Regions from separate parts of the Homo sapiens genome. Here regions 1 and 2 are each linked to region 3. Evidence: read pairs that join two places in POLR2A ChIA-PET (ENCODE). Cell type or tissue: GM12878. All regions are shown on one strand. Each heading gives the region's core, and the rest is flanking DNA. Links, peaks and the distances in the headings are about the cores only.

Evidence for each region. ChIA-PET counts read pairs that join two places held together with the same protein. Peaks named below come from ENCODE experiments on the same cell type or tissue, not always from the same donor. Only the 100,000 strongest peaks of a DNase experiment are listed, where the experiment ranks them.
Region 1: POLR2A ChIA-PET joins it to region 3 with 5 read pairs; 1 of 35 experiments calls an interaction of 5 or more read pairs at or near these places.
Region 2: POLR2A ChIA-PET joins it to region 3 with 5 read pairs; 2 of 35 experiments call an interaction of 5 or more read pairs at or near these places.

What each region holds. Positions count from the first base shown.
Region 1 is chr2:26,267,178-26,273,034 of GRCh38, reverse strand. HADHB (hydroxyacyl-CoA dehydrogenase trifunctional multienzyme complex subunit beta) reads right to left here. Exons shown (of 16, transcript NM_000183.3): 5 at 3,038-3,082. Among named protein-coding and RNA genes, the nearest start is that of HADHB, 25 kb to the right of the region's middle. In GM12878, for the core only: no CTCF peak of the experiment used is centred there; a DNase peak (open chromatin) is centred at 3,044; H3K27ac peaks cover 1,053 bases.
Region 2 is chr2:25,477,356-25,483,212 of GRCh38, reverse strand. It overlaps DTNB (dystrobrevin beta), which reads left to right. Exons shown (of 21, transcript NM_021907.5): 10 at 340-417. Among named protein-coding and RNA genes, the nearest start is that of DTNB-AS1, 59 kb to the right of the region's middle. In GM12878, for the core only: no CTCF peak of the experiment used is centred there; no DNase peak of the experiment used is centred there.
Region 3 is chr2:25,207,947-25,213,803 of GRCh38, reverse strand. It overlaps LINC01381 (long intergenic non-protein coding RNA 1381), which reads right to left. Exons shown (of 2, transcript NR_132378.1): 2 at 4,602-4,830. Among named protein-coding and RNA genes, the nearest start is that of LINC01381, 6.6 kb to the right of the region's middle. In GM12878, for the core only: no CTCF peak of the experiment used is centred there; a DNase peak (open chromatin) is centred at 3,433; H3K27ac peaks cover 1,344 bases.

The sequences.
Region 1 (5,857 bases), core at 582-4,581, 1.1 Mb before region 3:
CTCGGCTCACTGCAACCTCCACCTCCTGGGTTTAAGTGGTTCTCTCACCTCAGCCTCCTGAGTAGCTGGGGCTACAAGCGCCTGCCATGATGCCTGGCTTATTTTTGTATTTTTAGTAGAAACAGGGTTCACCATGTTAGCCAGGCTGGTCTCGGACTCCTGACTGCAAGTGATCCACCAGCCTTGGCCTCCCAAAGTGCTGGGATTATAGGTGTAAGCCACTATACCCGGCCCCAGATTTGGTTTCTAAATGCCATTCCCCATTAAAAGGACAAAAGGTTTTTTAAGAAATGACTGATACCAGGTCCAGAAGAAAGTACAAAGTGAATTTCCATCTTTTTTGTGCCAAAAGTAAGGAAGCACTCAAAGACAAATGGGACCATATCAGCCGGGCACAGTGGTTTAAGCCTGTAATCCTAGCACTTTGGGAGGCCGAGGCAGGCGGATCACTTGAGGACAGGAGTTCGAGACCAGCCTGGCTAACACAGCAAAACCCCGTCTCTACTAAAAATACAAAAAAAATTAGCCAAGACTGGTGGCATGTGCCTGTAATTCCAGCTACTCGGAAGGCTGAGGCAGGAGAATTGCTTGAACCTGGGAGGCGGAGGCTGCAGTGAGCCGAGATCGTGCCACTGCACTCCAATTTGCGCAACAAGAGCGAAACTCTGTGTCAAAAAAAAAAAAAAAAGACAAATGGGACCATATCAAAAACAGGAACACGGGGTATATACATTTGTCAAAACTCATCAAACTATACACTTAAAATCTGTGCACTTTATTGCATGCAAATTATATATCAACAACCAGCATTATACTAAAAAACAAAAGGCACACAGGAGCCAACTTGAAGGAGTGCCAGATAAAATGTGGAATAAGCTGAGCTTCAAAATGAGTAATGACTAAACTTGGCTACAATGAAATAAATAAATAAAAATCTGTAAAATCTGTAGTTTTTTATCAATTAAAAAAACTAAAAAGAGGGTTAGAAACATTGGCTTACGCCTATAGTCCCAGTTACCTGGGAGGCTTCGAGGTTGCAGTGAGCTATGATCAAGCAACTGCACTCCAGCCTTGGACAGAGTGAGACTCCATACAGAAAAAAATAAATTAAAAATTTAAAAAAAATTTTTTTTTTGAGACAAAGTCTTGCTCGATTGCCCTGCCTGGAGTCTAGTAGTGGAATCATAGCTCACTGCAACCTTCAACTCCTGAGCTGAATTCTCTTGGTTGGCTAATTTTTAAAATTTTTTTTTGTAGAGATGGAGTCTTACTATGTTGCTTAGGCTGGTCTCAAACTCCTGGGCTCAAAAGATCCTCCTACCTTGATCCTCCTGCCTTGGTTTCCTAAAGTGCTGGGATTATAGGTGTAAGACACCATGCCTAGCTAGTAGATGAGATTTTTAAAGGAAAATATGCATACAGAGAAATGCAAAGCTCTAAGGAATGAAACTTGCAAAACACCTTTCAAAAAGAGAAAGAGGGAGAGATCCAGTTGTGTGTGTGTGTGGTTTTTTATTTTTATTTTTTGAGACGGAGTTTTGCTCTTGTTGCCCAGGCTGGAGTGCAATGGCGTGATCTCGGCTCACTGCAACCTCTGCCTCCCAGGTTCAAGGGATTCTCCTGCCTCAGCCTTCCAAGTAGCTGGCATTACAGGCATGTGCTACTACGCCCAGCTAATTTTGTATTTTTAGTAGAGATGGGGTTTCTCCATGTTGGTCAGGCTGGTCTTGAACTCCCGACCTCAGGTGATCTGCCCACCTCAGCCTCCCAAAGTGCTGGGATTACAGGAGTGAGCCACCGTGCTTGGCCCAGTTTTTTTTTTTTAAGCTAGAGAAGAATCGGCCGGGCGCAGTGGCTCACACCTGTAAGCCCAGCACTTTGGGAGGCCGAGGAGGGCGGATCACGAGGTCAGGAGATCGACACCATCCTGGCTAACACAGTGAAACCCCGTCTCTACTAAAAATACAAAAAAAAAAAAGAAAAAAAAAATTAGCCGGGCATGGTGGCAGGCGCCTGTAGTCCCAGGTACTCGGGAGGCTGAGGCAGGAGAATGGCGTGAACCCGGCAGGCAGAGCTTGCAGTGAGCCGAAATCACGCCACTGCACTCCAGCCTGGGTGACAGAGCGAGACTCCGTCTCAAAAAAAAAAAAAAAAAAGCTACAGAAGAATCAGTCAGGATACAGAAGAAAAAGAAAAATCATAAAGGCATATTACTAAGAAGTCAACAGAAGAGAGGTGATTATAGCTTACAGTGTCAAGTGCTATAAAGTACAGAGACAGAGGACTGAGAAAGGATCAGTACATTGAGCAATCATAAAACCATTATTAAGAGAAGATTCTAAAGTATGGTTTCTGTAAAACAAAGGGAAAATGGAAATAATGATTATACAATTAGACAGAGGAAACTAATAATAAGGAAACAGAAACAACTGCTCTTTCACTCATGCTTGAGGTATTGCAGGAAGAAAAAAAAAACAAACATAGAGTTAGAATGGACAGAAAGGTCAACTGAAGGGTTTCTCCAAACTAAGAAAGAACTGTGGCTGGTTGAAGACACAAAGGCAAAGTGTCAGTGGAAAATGAAGAGATAATGCCTTACATGTTATGAAACAGCAACACATTTAATGATTCTCAACCAAATTATTCATCCAGCCTAATCTTATTTAACTACATCTAATTTTACATTTTTACTTGGTTTGCACATGAATCTTCAGGTGTCTTTTAGGCTTCTTTCTAGGTAAATATCTACATAATCTGTTCAGCTACCCTTATACAAGTTCCTAAGGCAATCATCAAATATATGTATTGTGTTTAGGCTGATCAATCGAGTCCTGTGGCTAGCTAAGGTAGCATTAAAGTATACTGTCAGGCTAAGACACTGTTAGGCCTGCAAAATAAAGATTGACAATATTCATAAGCTGCTTAAATTTGTATAGTACAGATGGCTAAAATAAGAACAAATTGCTATTTTATGTGTAAAAACTGGAGAAAGTGCCTTTAATGAAATAAGAACGGAAATGAAACTGCATTTACTTACGTAAGCGCTGCTCTAGCCAAATCATGTGGCATCAGGTCTTTATATCTGGGGAACGAAAACCAGTAATTTAAACCAAAACCCTAGAGCTTCAATGAAAAATTTTCATTCTATTTGAAATACCCAGAGATCATCAAACACATGCTGCTACAAACACACTTAACTTTACTATCCAAGGCAGTCCATCATTTCAAATGAAGAAATAGTGTGACTTCGCTATTTGTCATCCTTAAAAGTCTAGCAAGCCTTAACTCCTCCTGAGCTTGCTAAGAATCGAACAAAAATGTTGTCCAACACCTTAATGTTCAGTATAACATATGCTAAATTTTCTTTAAAGTGAAGCCCCACCTTTGAGGTCTCTTTTCCTTTAAACATTTTATTTTAAAAGTATATTATTTATTTATTTTGTAATGCCTACAGGGCTACAGGTGATGTATTAGGACTTTTGAAGAAACTTTTTGCTTTTAAGTAACTTGAGATTTACCAAAGAATTGGAAAGAGGCCAAGCATGGTGGCTCACACCTAGAATCCCAACATTTTGGGAGGCTGAGGTGATATGACTACTTGAGGCCAGGAGTTCAAGACCAGCCTGGGTAACAGAGCAAGCAAGACCTTGTCTCTTACAAAAAATATTAAAAATTAGCCAGGCGTGGTGGCATGGATCTGTAGTCCTAGCTACTTGGGAGGCTGAGGTGAGAAGACTGCTTAAGGCCATGAATTTGAGGCTGCTAGGATCACACCACTGCACTCCAGTCTGGGCAGCAGAGCAAGACCCTGTGTAAATACATAAATAAGAATTGGAAAAAGAGAGCAGAGTTCCTCTTTCCCCCTGCTGTTTTTTTTTTTTTTTTAAGACGGAGGTTCGCTCTTGTTGCCCAGGCTGAAGTGCAATGGCGCAATCTCAGCTCACTGCAACCTCCACCTCCAGGGTTCAAGCAATTCTCCTGCCTCAGCTTCCCGAATAGCTGGGATTACGGGCACCCACCACCACGCCCAGCTGATTTTTTTGTATTTTTAGTAGAGATGGGATTTCACCATGTTGGCCACGCTGGTCCTGAACTCCTGACCTCAGGTGATTTGCCCGCCTTGGCCTCCCAAAGTGCTGGGATTACAGACGTGAGTCACCGCGCCCAGCCTTCCCCTGCTTTTTCTAATACTGACATCTTACATAACCATGATATACTTATTAAAACTAAGAAATGAACATTGGCACAATACTATTCACTAAGCTACTACCTATCTGAGTCTCACCAGTTGTTCCACTAATGTCCTTTTTCTGTTCCAAGATTCAATCCAAGATACCATGTTGCATTTAGTTGTCATGCCTCCTCAGTCTCCTCCAATTTGTGACAGTTTCTCAGTCTTCCTTGTCTTTCATGACCTTGACACTTTTGAAGACTGGGGTTATGGATTTAGGGGAAGAATATCACAGAGGTAAACTGTATTTCTCTTAGCTTCGTATCAGGGGGCACATGATATCAACATGACTTACTACCAGTGATGTTAAAGTGATGATTTGGGTCAAGTGATGTCTGCCAGTTTACTCCACTATAAAGTTACTATTTTTTCCTTTCTTATCTCAATTTGTTAGAAGTGAGTCACTAAGTCTAGCCCACATTCTGAGGGGAGAATTAAGTTCCACCTTCCAGTGGCAGGAATAACACAGACTTTGCGGACGTATGTCGAAATCATCATAGTAATTGATAAATATTTTGGGGGAGATTCTCTGAGACTATGCAAATATTCTGTTTCTTCTTAGCATTTCACCTAATTTTAGCATTCATTTGTAGATCTCGCAGCAAGTATTATGTGGTATTCTAATGGTTATTTTTCTCATTCTTTATTTATTTTTATTTTTTGAGATAGGGTCTCACTCTGTCACTCAGACTGGAATGCAGTGGTGCAATCACAGGTCACTGCAGCCTCAAACTCATGGGCTCAAGCAATCTTCCCACTTCGGCCTCCCTTGTAGGTAGGACTACCGGTGTCTGCTACCACACCCAGCTAATTTTTCATTTTTAGTTTTTGCAGAGATGGAGTCTCACTTTGTCCATGCCGGTCTCGAACTCCTGGCCTCAAGCAATCCTCCTACCTCAGCCTCCCAAAGTGCTGGGATTACATGTGTGAACCACTGTACACAGTCCTCCTATATTTATTAATCAAAATTCTTCTGTAAGGAAGACTTGTTCATTCTTTCTCATTTATTTACTCTTTTTTTTTTTTTTTTTTGAGACAGAGTCTCACTCTGTTGCCCAGGCTGGAGTGCAGTGGCACGATGTCGGCTCACCGCAACCTCTGCCTCCCGGGTTCAATCGATTCTCCTGCCTCAGCCTCCTGAGTAGCTGGGATTATAGGCGCCTGCCACCAAATCCAGCTAATTTTTGTATTTTTAGTAGAGAAGGGGTTTCACCATGTTGGCCAGGCTGGTCTCGAACTCCTGACCTCAAGCGATCCATTCACCTTGGCCTCCCAATGTGTATTTATTTATTCACTTATTTATATCAGATTAGACTCGTAGGCATTTGTTTTATTCTTTGGGTTATGTTCCAATACTATTGCAATTTATTTTATTGCTCAAATCATTGCAGTTTTGGTGACCGGTAGCTCCTGCAGGTCAGACCTGTGTCTTTTTGACATGACCCCCTGAACCCCTCTTTTTTTTAAGTACTTCTTTGCTTTCCGGCACTACAAGTTCTCCTTGCTCATCCTGTCTTTTCTCTGGCTCAGCCCTAATCATTCTTCAAAGGAGCTCTGGTTCTTTGTATTGAAGACTGCTATTTAGAAACCAAGATCTGGGTATGAACTCTATTTATTTGTTTGTTT
Region 2 (5,857 bases), core at 582-4,581, 270 kb before region 3:
CACCAAAGTTACGTCCTGCAGTAGTGTGCTTATAATCAGTTGCATCTCTGGTACCCACAGCTCAGTGGCCCTGTGGCTTTGTGAGGGAGAACCTCTTGCTGAATTTACTTAGGCTTGAAGTATCGATTTCTACCCCCCTCCCCAAGGGTTCCCCCCCTCCATGGGTCCCCACCTCCCCATGGGCCTCCCCTTCCCCATGGGTCCCCCCCCTCCCCATGGGTCCGTCTGTGCTTACCGCGAATGATGATTGGTCCCTTTGCTCTTACCATGCTTATCGTCGTTTCCCTTGTTTCCCCTAGTTGGTCATTATTAATATAAGGTAAATGTCTTTTCTTTCAGTCCTCCTCGCCCTCTGACTAATATGAATGACACCATGGTTAGCCACATGTCCTCTGGAGTGCCCACTCCCACCAAGAGGTACGTATGTCTTGTGCCTTCGACTTGGGTGTTGGCCTCTGCTACTGATTTGCGATGCCCCTGCCAGAAATGAGGCCTGAAAAGCAGGTTGTTCCACAGGGCAGAAAGGACTGGTTTGCTTTCTCTTCCTTTGACCGTCTTTTAGTCTTAATTTCTACTTTTTATTTTCCTTTTTTCCCCCACCGACTCACAAATATAGCAACTGAAGTTTGGCTTTCAGTGGTGCCTCAGGTGGAAACTTCATTTGTGACAAGCAGTGGTGGCAGTGTCAGAGCAGATTAGGCACGTTTCAGATCCGTTTTTTTAACCTTAAACAATATTTTGGTAGTCGTGAGTTTCAACAGTTTTGCCTTTGAATTCTTTGTCAAAGATCATTTTTGCTCTTTGATTAGACTGTGTAAATTGAATTAATCCCTTATAAAATTTTCTCCTGAATCATTCTGTGTATGATTTATAAACATTTAAGTTGGAAAGCCTGAGTCTCTCTCTTTTGGTTATGCAAGGAGTTTGCTTTAGGGGCCTTCAAGGAATGAGAACTGTGTACTTCTTTCTCCTCTTTATTTAATTTGCTCTTCTCCAAAAATTCTCTCAGGCAGGACTTAAAAGAACTATATAAAATGGCTTTCTATTTGGTATAAGCTGTTCCATGACCCAGAGCAATGCAAAAACTCCCTCAAGGGCATGGCCATTAAAGAATTCTTTCTAACAGTCATCACTCAGAAACAAGAAAACCACAAAGACATTCCAGCCCACCCCCTAGTCCTTCCTGGAAAAAAATACATTTTGTGCCATATGTACCGATTGCTTTGGATTAATTCAGCTATAGAAATGCTATAGAAATTTTGACTATATAATACATAGTGCTTAAGACAATGATGTTTGTTCCCATTGGCTAAAACTCCTACGTCAGTGTTTATCAAACCTGACTGATGAGAAGAATCACCTGGGTCACTTGTTGAAAACAGATTTCTGGGACAACATCAGACCCAGTGAACTGGAATTTCTGAAGATAGGATCTTGAGAAGCTACATTTTTATTCCAGCTGATTCTTATCATCAAGCAAGTTTGGGCAATAGCCTGACAAGGAAGCTAACGAGTAAAGTGTAGGACTACCCTGAAGAGAGAAGTTAGGGACTTAATAAATCAGAGTGGCCTGATAACACATTACCCGCATGGAGACTCAGGACCTGACCAGGTAAGAGTACTTGCCTTTAGCCTTGCTAGGGCACTTTCCAGCAGCAAGAGAGTCAGGCCACTGCTTCTGGACAGAGCTGAGTGGTACAGGGCACCAGAGCATGGACTCTTGAGCCAGACTCTTTCTGAGTTGGAATCTGGCTCTTTGCTTACCTTGAAATGTTCTTGTCTTCATTTTTTTTTTTTTTTTAAATTTGGAGACACTGTCTCTGTCTGTCACCCAGGCTGGAGTGCAGTGGCCCAATCTTAGCTCACTGCAACCTCCACCTCCCAGGTTCAAGCGATTCTCCTGCCTCAGCCTCCCGACTAGCTGGAATTACAGGCACCTGCCACCATACCTAGCTAATTTTTGTATTTTTTTTTTTCAGTAGAGATTGGGTTTCACCATGTTGGCCAAGCTGGTCTCAAACTCCTGATCTCAAGTGATCCAACTGCCTCAGACTCCCAAAGTGCTGGATTACGGGCACGAGCCACCATACCTGGCCTTGTTTTCAATTTTTTATCTCTAAAATGGGGACAAAAATAATATCTACCTTTTGGGGTTTATGTGAGAATTTAATGTATTATTTTTATGACTTAGGAAATAAACTGGAATGTGAGAATAAGTGAGGAAGAGACAGAATAATTTACCAGCAATGCCCTCTCAAGCAGGAAAGGAATTTTTATGGACGAATACAAAGCAATTAAGCCTGTCCCACCTACCTAGATATTACGATAACCCTTGCTGTCCTTGGACTTCAGTTTTTTATGTTTAACACCCATAGCATTCAAACCCAGACTCCAGATCAAAGATGTTTCCGTTTCAAAACCAGGCAGATAAGGTGGCCGATTCAAAGAATTCAGGTCATAGTTTTCCTGTTAATTATAAGAATACCATCTCATTCAGTAGCATTTCCCATCTGAATTCTTCTCATCATTTACTAGTTCTGTCACGCTAAGTCACCCGAGTACATGAGGGCGACCACAGCTGAATGTGGCTGCTAGAGGCTATTAGAAGGAGCATGGCTTTCTGGACAGTGTTTTATTGCTTGAAAAAACTAAAAGAAGGGAGCAGTAATAATCATAGCCACCTCTGTAGAGGCCTACCCCTCAGGCTTGCTGTGTTACACCTGCAGGCTTTATTGTAAGTAGCCAGCTGTGATTGCCAGTCACAAAATGATACCTGTCATTTTTGAAAGCTGCTTCAGATAATCTATAGCCTGGATTAAGATTTCATCTTAAAGTCAGTGTTTAGCCACTCTTTCTGGTGGAATTAGCCCACCCTAGAGGTGGTTATCGTAAACTTTGCAAGGGCTGACCAGCAGACCAAAGGCAGCCAGAGGGCAGACCAGAGAAGAAGGTTGAGCTCCGATTGATTAAGAAGCACAATTACTTGAGTAGCGGCTCCATAGGAACAAAATGCTCCTACCCTACCATTACAGCCCCCAGGATTTTAGGGGATTCCATTTATATTCAGTATGAGATTGTGATATACCATGTGGATACTAATTACCTAATTCATAGACTTGGCTTTTCATGGCCCCAGTAATCAAATAGTATAAATTTCCAGGTAGTATTCTACTTGTTTCCTTAATGACTCCTCAGCTTTTCTTCCCTCCTCTGAATGTGGACAGACCTGTGTGGCCAGAGAGTCTAACGGAAGCCAGGAGCCCAGCACGTCTTGCCAGCCACAGAGCCTTACTCTGCCCAGACAGGAATGCTCGCGGAGATAGAGCAGCTACTCTCCAGAATAAGAGGTTTCTTTTAGAACTCATCCTAAGACGTCAATCACTGAATGAGACAACAACATGCACAGTGATAAAAATGCAGGAAAAATTTTAAGTGCTCTAGTTCCTACCTTTTTAATAGGCAGTGCATATAAAAATAGTGATAATCACAGTGGCCAAAAGTAATGCTGTTAGTCCAAATAAAAGATGATCTGAATGTAAGCTTTACTTTTCACAGAAGACCTTATAAATGGCAGAGATGATGACTGTCATGTGAGATAACCATAAATTATGTTCCCGAGAGGTTCTACTGTAGGGATTTGCCCTCCCTAATAATCTTTTAATATCCCTAAATTGATATCTTATAACTGAAAAGAAATTTTGTCTGCCTTAGGCTAAATACTTCCTTGAAATTTACTTTCTTTTAAAAGCGTCCACATAGTACATTTAAAAGCAAACAAGAAAAAACTTTTCAAGGCTTTAAAACATAGGCTTAAAATACCCCTCCCCTGTCCAATTTCCTAGGAGGCCCGCGTCTAGACCTCTTTTTCCCCAAGGTTCAGAATGTGAATTGTGTTCTTATGCTGCGTACTGTTCTGTTATTTTAAGTCAACTTATATTCAGACAAATATGGAAAATGATGCTAATTTTTTTTATTTTTAAATGTCTTCTAAAGCTTTAGCTGTGTTTATGGATACTTAAAGCTTAACAATTCTGTGGGAATTTCATAGAACTGTGGAAGTAACAAAAGCCTTCAGTATGCAACTTTGTGCTTTGTGCGTTCAGTTGGTATATTAATATTATGTCTCCTTTAGTTCCAAGTATTAAAATCGAACCTTAAAAGGCAAAACCCACAAAGCAAAGGCAAAAAGCAGAAAGGGAAGGGCAGAAGAGTACACAGATCACAAAAGCAGCTGGAATGCCCCCAGGCGGCCCTCCTTCTCCGAGCTGCCTCTCTCCGTGTGCCATCTTCGCTCCCCGCCACTGCAGAACAGCTGCTCCCAAGCTGCCGATGGTTGCAGACACACACCTCCCTACAGCCTTGCCCCTCCAGGGGTTGTGCTTTTCCTCCTTTGGATTAGAAAAACGCAAGGAAGGATTCTTGTGTCCTGGATTGCGTTGCTGTCCATCCTTGTGTGTATGTGAGGGACCATGCCCGTTAGACCTATGGCATCAGAGCAGAGGAAGAAGCATTTCCCCCAAAGAAGAGTATACTGCCAAGAAAAGAAGAGAGAGAGGAGGCTGAGGTAGGAGGATCGCTTGATCCCAGGAATTTGAGGCTGCAGTGAGCTATGATCATGCCGTGAATAGCCACTGCACTCCAGCCTCAGCAACATAGCGAGACTCTGTCTCTAAAAAAAAAAGAAGAAGAAGAAGAGAGAGAGATCCTGGGAAAGAAAAATAACTGAGACTGTTAGCAGACCATGGTTTTCCTACCTAGCACATAGCTGTGTGCACACATGCACACACACAAGCCTTCCCGTACACATTTCCACGTCCAGAATTTTCCTTCTTCACATAAGGCAGCCATCCATGTACAACTGCCGACGCTCTCGCACTTTTCCCAGGAGTCTTAGCCACCTCCTGTGAAAGGGACGAGGTCCAGGGTATCCAATTTATACCCAGTCATCTGGACCAGGCCTGGGTATCTCCTTTTGTGATTCATTAACCCATTAAACCATGAACCAAATGATGCATTTTAAACACTCACACACACAGTATACAAAAGTAAAGATCTCCAAATAGGATAATTGCAATTTAGAGACTTAGGGAAAAGGAAAGTAACAGATAGCATGGCATATTAAGTCACATTTGCCTGTTTCGTCCTGAAACACCACTAAAATGACAGCCAAGAGGTTTCTTTTTTTTTTTTTTTTTAAAGTAAAAACTCACAAGAACAAAGAAAAAGAAGAGAAACAATAGCAACAAAATTTTGGTAGCAGCCAAGCAAATGGATGAGTGGTAACGAACTTAACAGAGAAAAACTAAAACGTAGGCTAAAAGTAAGACAAGCCCAGAAGAAAGCCAACCCTAGGAATTAGAACGCTCTGGAAACGCAGATTCAGAATGATTGGCTCATAGTCCCTGGAAAAGGTAGAGGTACTCAGGAATTACAGCTATGGGCTTCTCTTTTGGGTGGCTTCTGAAAAAAACTGTGTTATGTATTATATCACACCTCCTTTTGCATAGATGTGTTTTAGAAGAGGTCTTTTTTCCCTAACACTTCACTTTTATTTCTCCCAACAAATAATATTCTCTCAAAAATAGAAATAATTATTTCTATTCTGTTTTGTTCAGTTGTTGATGATGTATTGACTTGGGACATAATACCATCTTTGGATGGGAAATGGTAAATATTAGAGCCTATAATCCTGAGTAGTCCTAATTGCTAGCACTTTTAGGTAAAGGCGAGATTTTATCATAGCATATTTACTTTAATTTATACTTCATAAAAAAGAAAAGCAGTTTTTGAAGATCAGAAGATGCCACAGTATAAATATTATTTCTGAACTGTAAAAACATGGCCAAATTAAGAGATG
Region 3 (5,857 bases), core at 1,100-5,099:
TTATATATAGCATACATTATATTATAGATACATGGGTAAATATATATGTGTATATACATATAAATGTATATGTCTATAAATGTAACATTTATATAGAAGGTAAATGTATATACAATGTAGATGTATATATACATGTAGATGTATATAAACATACATATGTAAGTCTGTGTGTATATATACACATATGCATACACACACAAACACATTTAGAGTTTGTTTTGTAAATAAAAATGGATCAAGATGTGCCATTCTTTGTGAGCTGGGGCTTCTGTAGATGTGGCTGGCTGGCATCTCCACCTTCAGAAGGCCTTATGCACTCCTCACTATGGAGCTGGGCTGGGCCCGCTGGACCCCGAGCCATGCCACGGTGCTTCTTGAACTGGAGTCACTCGGGGTGGGGAGGCAGCCTGCCCCACAAAAGCAGCACCCCCTGGACTTAGCCACGCCTCTCTAGTCAGCCCCTCTGGAAGGGCCTCTCAGGCCCTGGGGATCCTAGGCAGAGGACGCTCTAGGCCTGTGGACAAGCCTGGGAAAGAAGCCAATAAAGGAGCAATTTCGAAGTGAGAACGTCCAGAAACGTGCTGATGGCCTAGGTGGGAGGAAGGCCCAGTTGGAGGAGGAGAGGGAGGGCAGTGGCATGGGTTAGGGTCAGGAGATGTGTCAGGCGGAACACAGAATCCTGTCTGGCTGATAAAATGGGGCTTGGCAGAGCTTGGAATAGATAGGGAGGGTTAAGAGCTGCGAGGCGGAAGATGCTTGAGGTGGGATTGATGAGAGGAAAAGGGTCCCAAGAACTGCCATCTGGATTTCTGTATAGCTGAAGGCCATATGCAAAGGTCTGGCTGCGTAGAATGGGCTATCTACATCCAAAGGGCAGAGAGAGGGGCCCCTCAAATGCTGGATGGAGCAGCAGGAGCTGCCTTCATTTCCAGCATGAAATTGGGCTGCTGTCACCATGACAGAAACTTTCTGATCAGCTCGTCCTCCACCCCTTGAACCCCAGCAGTCGAATCATACTGTGCTTGTCATGGTGACATATTACGGGACCAAGTGCGTAACAGAAAGTAAATGGACTCTGAGAGAGTCCAGAAGGATGCCTGGATTGTTCGCAGAATTGAACAGACCTTAGGAACTGGAACTAATACTTGATTCTCTCTCCTCTCTTCTCGCACTGTCTCTCTCTCCTCTCTTGCTCTTGCTCTCTCGTGCTCTCTTCAAGTCTGTCTTGTTTTTGTTTGGCTCTGCTTGGCCTCCTCTGTAAACAGTCTGACTCCAGGTGGGGGAAACTTGCCCCCTGACATCCCTGAATTCACATGCTCCTAGCTTACAGCCTTGGTGGAATTTTCCCCAGAGCCTTCTATCAACTCCAGAGAAGAATTCTGACTGGTCCTGCTCAGTCTGGCACCATCTCATTATTGGGTAGTCTGATTGCCCAGGCTGGAGGGCTATGGCTGAAGGACCAAGGGCAGCCTGTTTCCAGAAGGAAATGGGATGGAAAGGGGCTGGTCAGCACTAAAACAATAGCAACCAGAGGCCGTTACACATGGTTTTCAGGATAAAGTAAAAAAAATCGGCCGGGCACGGTGGCTCACTCCTATAATCCCAGCATTTTGGGAGGCCGAGGTGGGTGGATCACGAGGTCAAGAGATCGAGACCATCCTGGCCAACATGGTGAAACCCCGTCTCTACTAAAAATACAAAAATTAGCTGGGTGTCGTGGCACGCACCTGTAGTCCCAGCTACTTGGGAGGCTGAGGCAGGAGAATCGCTTGAACCCAGGAGGCAGAGGTTGCAGTGAGCCAAGATCGCGTCACTGCACTCCAGCCTGGCAACAGAGTGAGACTCAGTCTAAAAAAAAAAAAAGTCAAGATAGCAGAGGCCCTCCATCAAAGAGCATGCTGTCTAGTTAGGGAGATGAACTTGGAACAACAGAGGGCAACAGAAAGTGCTACTGGTGGCTGTCCTCAGACCACTTTGAGACCACTCAGCTCTTGAAAAAATTAGAGTACAAACATGGTATCCCTACTCTGTAACCAATTAACTCACATTTTTTAGGCCACAGCAGCTGGAGGAATCAACCCTAGGAAGATGGATCCTAATTATGGCAGGAGTGCAGTGTGGCAAAGCAGAAAATGCAGACAGATTGAGTTTAAATCCTAGCCCTCTACCAGCTGTGATAATCAACTCAACCTTTTTAAAGACTCAGCAAATAAAATTGACACAATTAGTAGCCTCCTTCCTAGGCTGTTGTGAGGATTAAGATATGTATATTAGGTGTTCACTAGAGGATATAAACGAGTACTCAATAAATGAGATGTAGCCAGGTGCGGTGGCTCACACCTGTAATCCCAGCACTTTGGGAGGCCAAGGCAAATGGATCAGTTGAGCTCAGGAGTTTGAGATCAGCCTAGGCTACATAGTGAAACCCTGTCTCTACAAAAAGTACAAAAATTAGCTGAGTGTTGTGGCTCGTGCCTGTGGTCCCAAGCTACTTGGGAGGCTGAGGTGGGAGGATCGCTTGAGCCTGGGAGGTTGAGGCTGCAGCGAGCCAAGATTGCACCACCGCACTCCAGCCTGGGAGACAGAGTGAGACTCTGTCTCAAAAAAATAAACAAGTTGCAACCTTATGGTACAGTATTAAGACTTATTACTAACAATGACTCTTGCTGCTGTGGGCGGAAAGCCACCCAGGTGCCGAAGCAAGAGACTGAAGGCACAAACTGTTCCAGTATAATAAAGAAAATAGAATAAGAAAAGTTATACTAGAAATAGGATATAGAGATGATTATATATGGATATTATCAATCATTAGTTTTAGTATTAATCTGTGCTTTACTATTATAACCGAGGAATAACCAGCCAGTACAGTCAGGAGCTGAAGGAACATTGTGAGAAGTGACCAGAAGATAAGAGTGTGAGCCCTCTGTCAGGCCGGACATGGTGGCTCACGCCTGTAATCCCAGCACTTTGGGAGGCCAAGGCAGGCGGATCACGAGGTTAGGAGATCGAGACCATCCTGGCTAACACGGGGAAACCCCATCTCTACTAAAAATACAAAAAATTAGCTGGGTATGGTGGCGGGCGCCTGTAGTCCCAGCTACTCGAGAGGCTGAGGCAGGAGAATGGCATGAACCCGGGAGGCAGAGCTTGCAGTGAGCCGAGATCGCACCACTGCACTCCAGCCTGGACGACAGAGTGACTTCGTCTCAAAAAAAAAAAAAAAAAAAAAAGAGCGTGAGCCCTCTGTCACGCCCGGATAAAGGCCGCTTGTGGGCTTGTGTTCCTGGGAAGGCACCTGTTACTTAGCGGACCATGAAAGGGGGTTTCCCTTTCCTTGGAAGAGTTAGAGAACACCTGCTCCACCAGCCTCTTGTGGGAGGTTGGACATCAGCCAGTCTACCCACAGACATCCGGAGGCTTAAACGTCTCCCTGTGGTGCTGTGCTTCGGTGGTCACACTCGTTCACTTTCATGTTCTGCCTATATACCTGGTTCCCCTCTTAAGTCCTTAGAAGATAGCAGTAGCAGAAATAGTGAAAGTATTAAAGTCTTTGATCTCTGATAAGCACATAGAAAAAAGGCTGATGCATGATGTCCTCCCTCTGCTTCAGCTACCACAAAGGGAAGGGGCCCCCTGTCCGGTGGACACGTGACTTGCTTGACCTTATCAATCACTTGACATGACTCACTCTCCTTATCCTGCCCCCTTGCCTTGTATACAATAAATAGCAGTGCATCCAGACATACGGGGCCACTACCGGACTCTGCACATTGGTGGTAGTGGCCCCCTGGGCCCAGCTGTCTGTCATACTCTCTCTTAGTCTTGTGTCTTATTTTTCTACAATCTCTCGTCTCCGCACATGAAGAGAAAACCAACAAGGCGCCATAGGGCTGGACCATACATGCTGCCACAGTGAAATTGTTGGAATCCCAGCCCCAGCTCCTTCCCTCTTTTCTGAGTGATCCTTGCTTCCCAGATGTCACCCCAAGATGCCTTTCCTGGGCAAAAGTAAGGAATCCCAGCCCTAAAAGGCAGATGGGCAGGATACTTTGAGGACCTACTTTGGGCTGGATGCCTGGCAGCTGGTTTGGCTGCAAGGCCCAGAAGCCCACTAAAGCTGCTGAAGTCAAGGGGGACTTAGAATAACCATGACAGCATTTCATGGAATTCAGTTGTAGGAGGCAGGATGGGCATCAGCGTAAGCAGGGTTTCCCAGGTGGCTGCTCTCTCTGTCTATCCTTCCATCAGGGACTGTGTATGCCCTGCCTCTGCCCTTCTGTTGATCGGGTTCCTTCCCTTGCCCTCGGTCACTGATTTCCAGCTGGCACCCTCATGGCTGACCCCAAAGGTCTCATGTCCCAGCCTTCATAACCTTCCAGTCCTTATACTGGCACCAACTGACTCTGTCTCTGACTTCACACCAAGTTTCTGGGACAGAGACTGTGGTTGCCTGGCTTGGATCAGGGTCACATGGGTTCAATGAGCCGTGACAAGTGATGGTAGAAGTGCACTGTGGCACTGCAGCCTCGACCTCCCAGGCTCAAGTGATCCTCCCACCTCAGCCTCCCAAGCAGCTGGGACCACAGGCACAGGCCACCACGCCTGGCTAATGTTTGTATTTTTTTGTAAAGACGGGGTTTCACCATGTTGCCCAGGCTGGTCTTGAACTCCTGACCATCTACTGACAAGGGATGGCTTCTTTCTTTGACAAGGGAACACTTCTAGCGGTGAACACTTCAGAGCTGGCATCCCAGGCTCTCTCCTCAGCTGCCTGTTCAAATCTGTGCTGGGTTGGTGGGCTGCCTTGTGTTCTAGCTTGGCTGATAATATCTGGAGAAGAAGAAGAAGAAGAAGACGTGTGAACACTTTGAAATCGAAATGTTGGTGTTAGTTTCCTAGGGCTGCTATAACAAAGTACCAGAAACCAGGTGGCTTAAAACACAGAAACTTATTGTCCCACAGTTCCGGAGGCTTAGAAGTACAAAATCAAGGTCACAGCCACTTTCCCTCTGTGTCTGCGTCCTCGTATGGCGTTCTCCTTTTTATGGGTATCCACATTTCCCTCTGTTATTTTTATTTATTTATTTATTTATTTATTTATTTATTTATTTATTTATTTTGAGACAGAGTCTTGCTCTGTCGCCCAGGCTGGAGTGCAGTGGCGCGATCTCGGCTCACTGCAAGCTCCACCTCCTGGGTTCACTCCATTCTCCTGCCTCAGCCTCCCGAGTAGCTGGGACTACAGGCGCCTGCCACCAAGCCCGGCTAATTTTTTGTATTTTTTTTTAGTGGAGACGGGGTTTCACCATGTTAGCCAGGATGGTCTCGATCTCCTGACCTCGTGATCCACCCGCCTCGGCCTCCCAAAGTGCTGGGATTACAGGCGTGAGCCACCGAGCCCCAGACTATTTATTTATTTTTTTGGAGACAAGTTCCCGCTCTGTTGCTCAGGCTGATGTGCAGTGGTGCAATCACGGCTCACTGCAGCCTCCATCTCCCAGGCTCCTCCCCCATCAGACTCCCAATAGCTGAGACTACAGAAGTGAGCCACTATGCTCGGCCCATCTCCCTCTTATATAGACACCAGTTCTATTGGATTACGGCCCACCCCAGTGACCTCATCTTAACCTGATTACATCTGCAAAGACCCTATTTCCAAATAAGGTCACATTCACAGCTACAGGACTTCAATCTATATCTTAGGGATTTACAGTTGAGCCCGGTTATAAGTGTCCACACTGGGTATGGTGGTGTGTATGTATAGTCCAGCTATGTAGGAGGCCAAGGCTGGAGGATCGCTTGAATCCAGGAGTTTGAGACCAGCCTGGGCAACATAGTGAGACCCCCATCTCAAAAA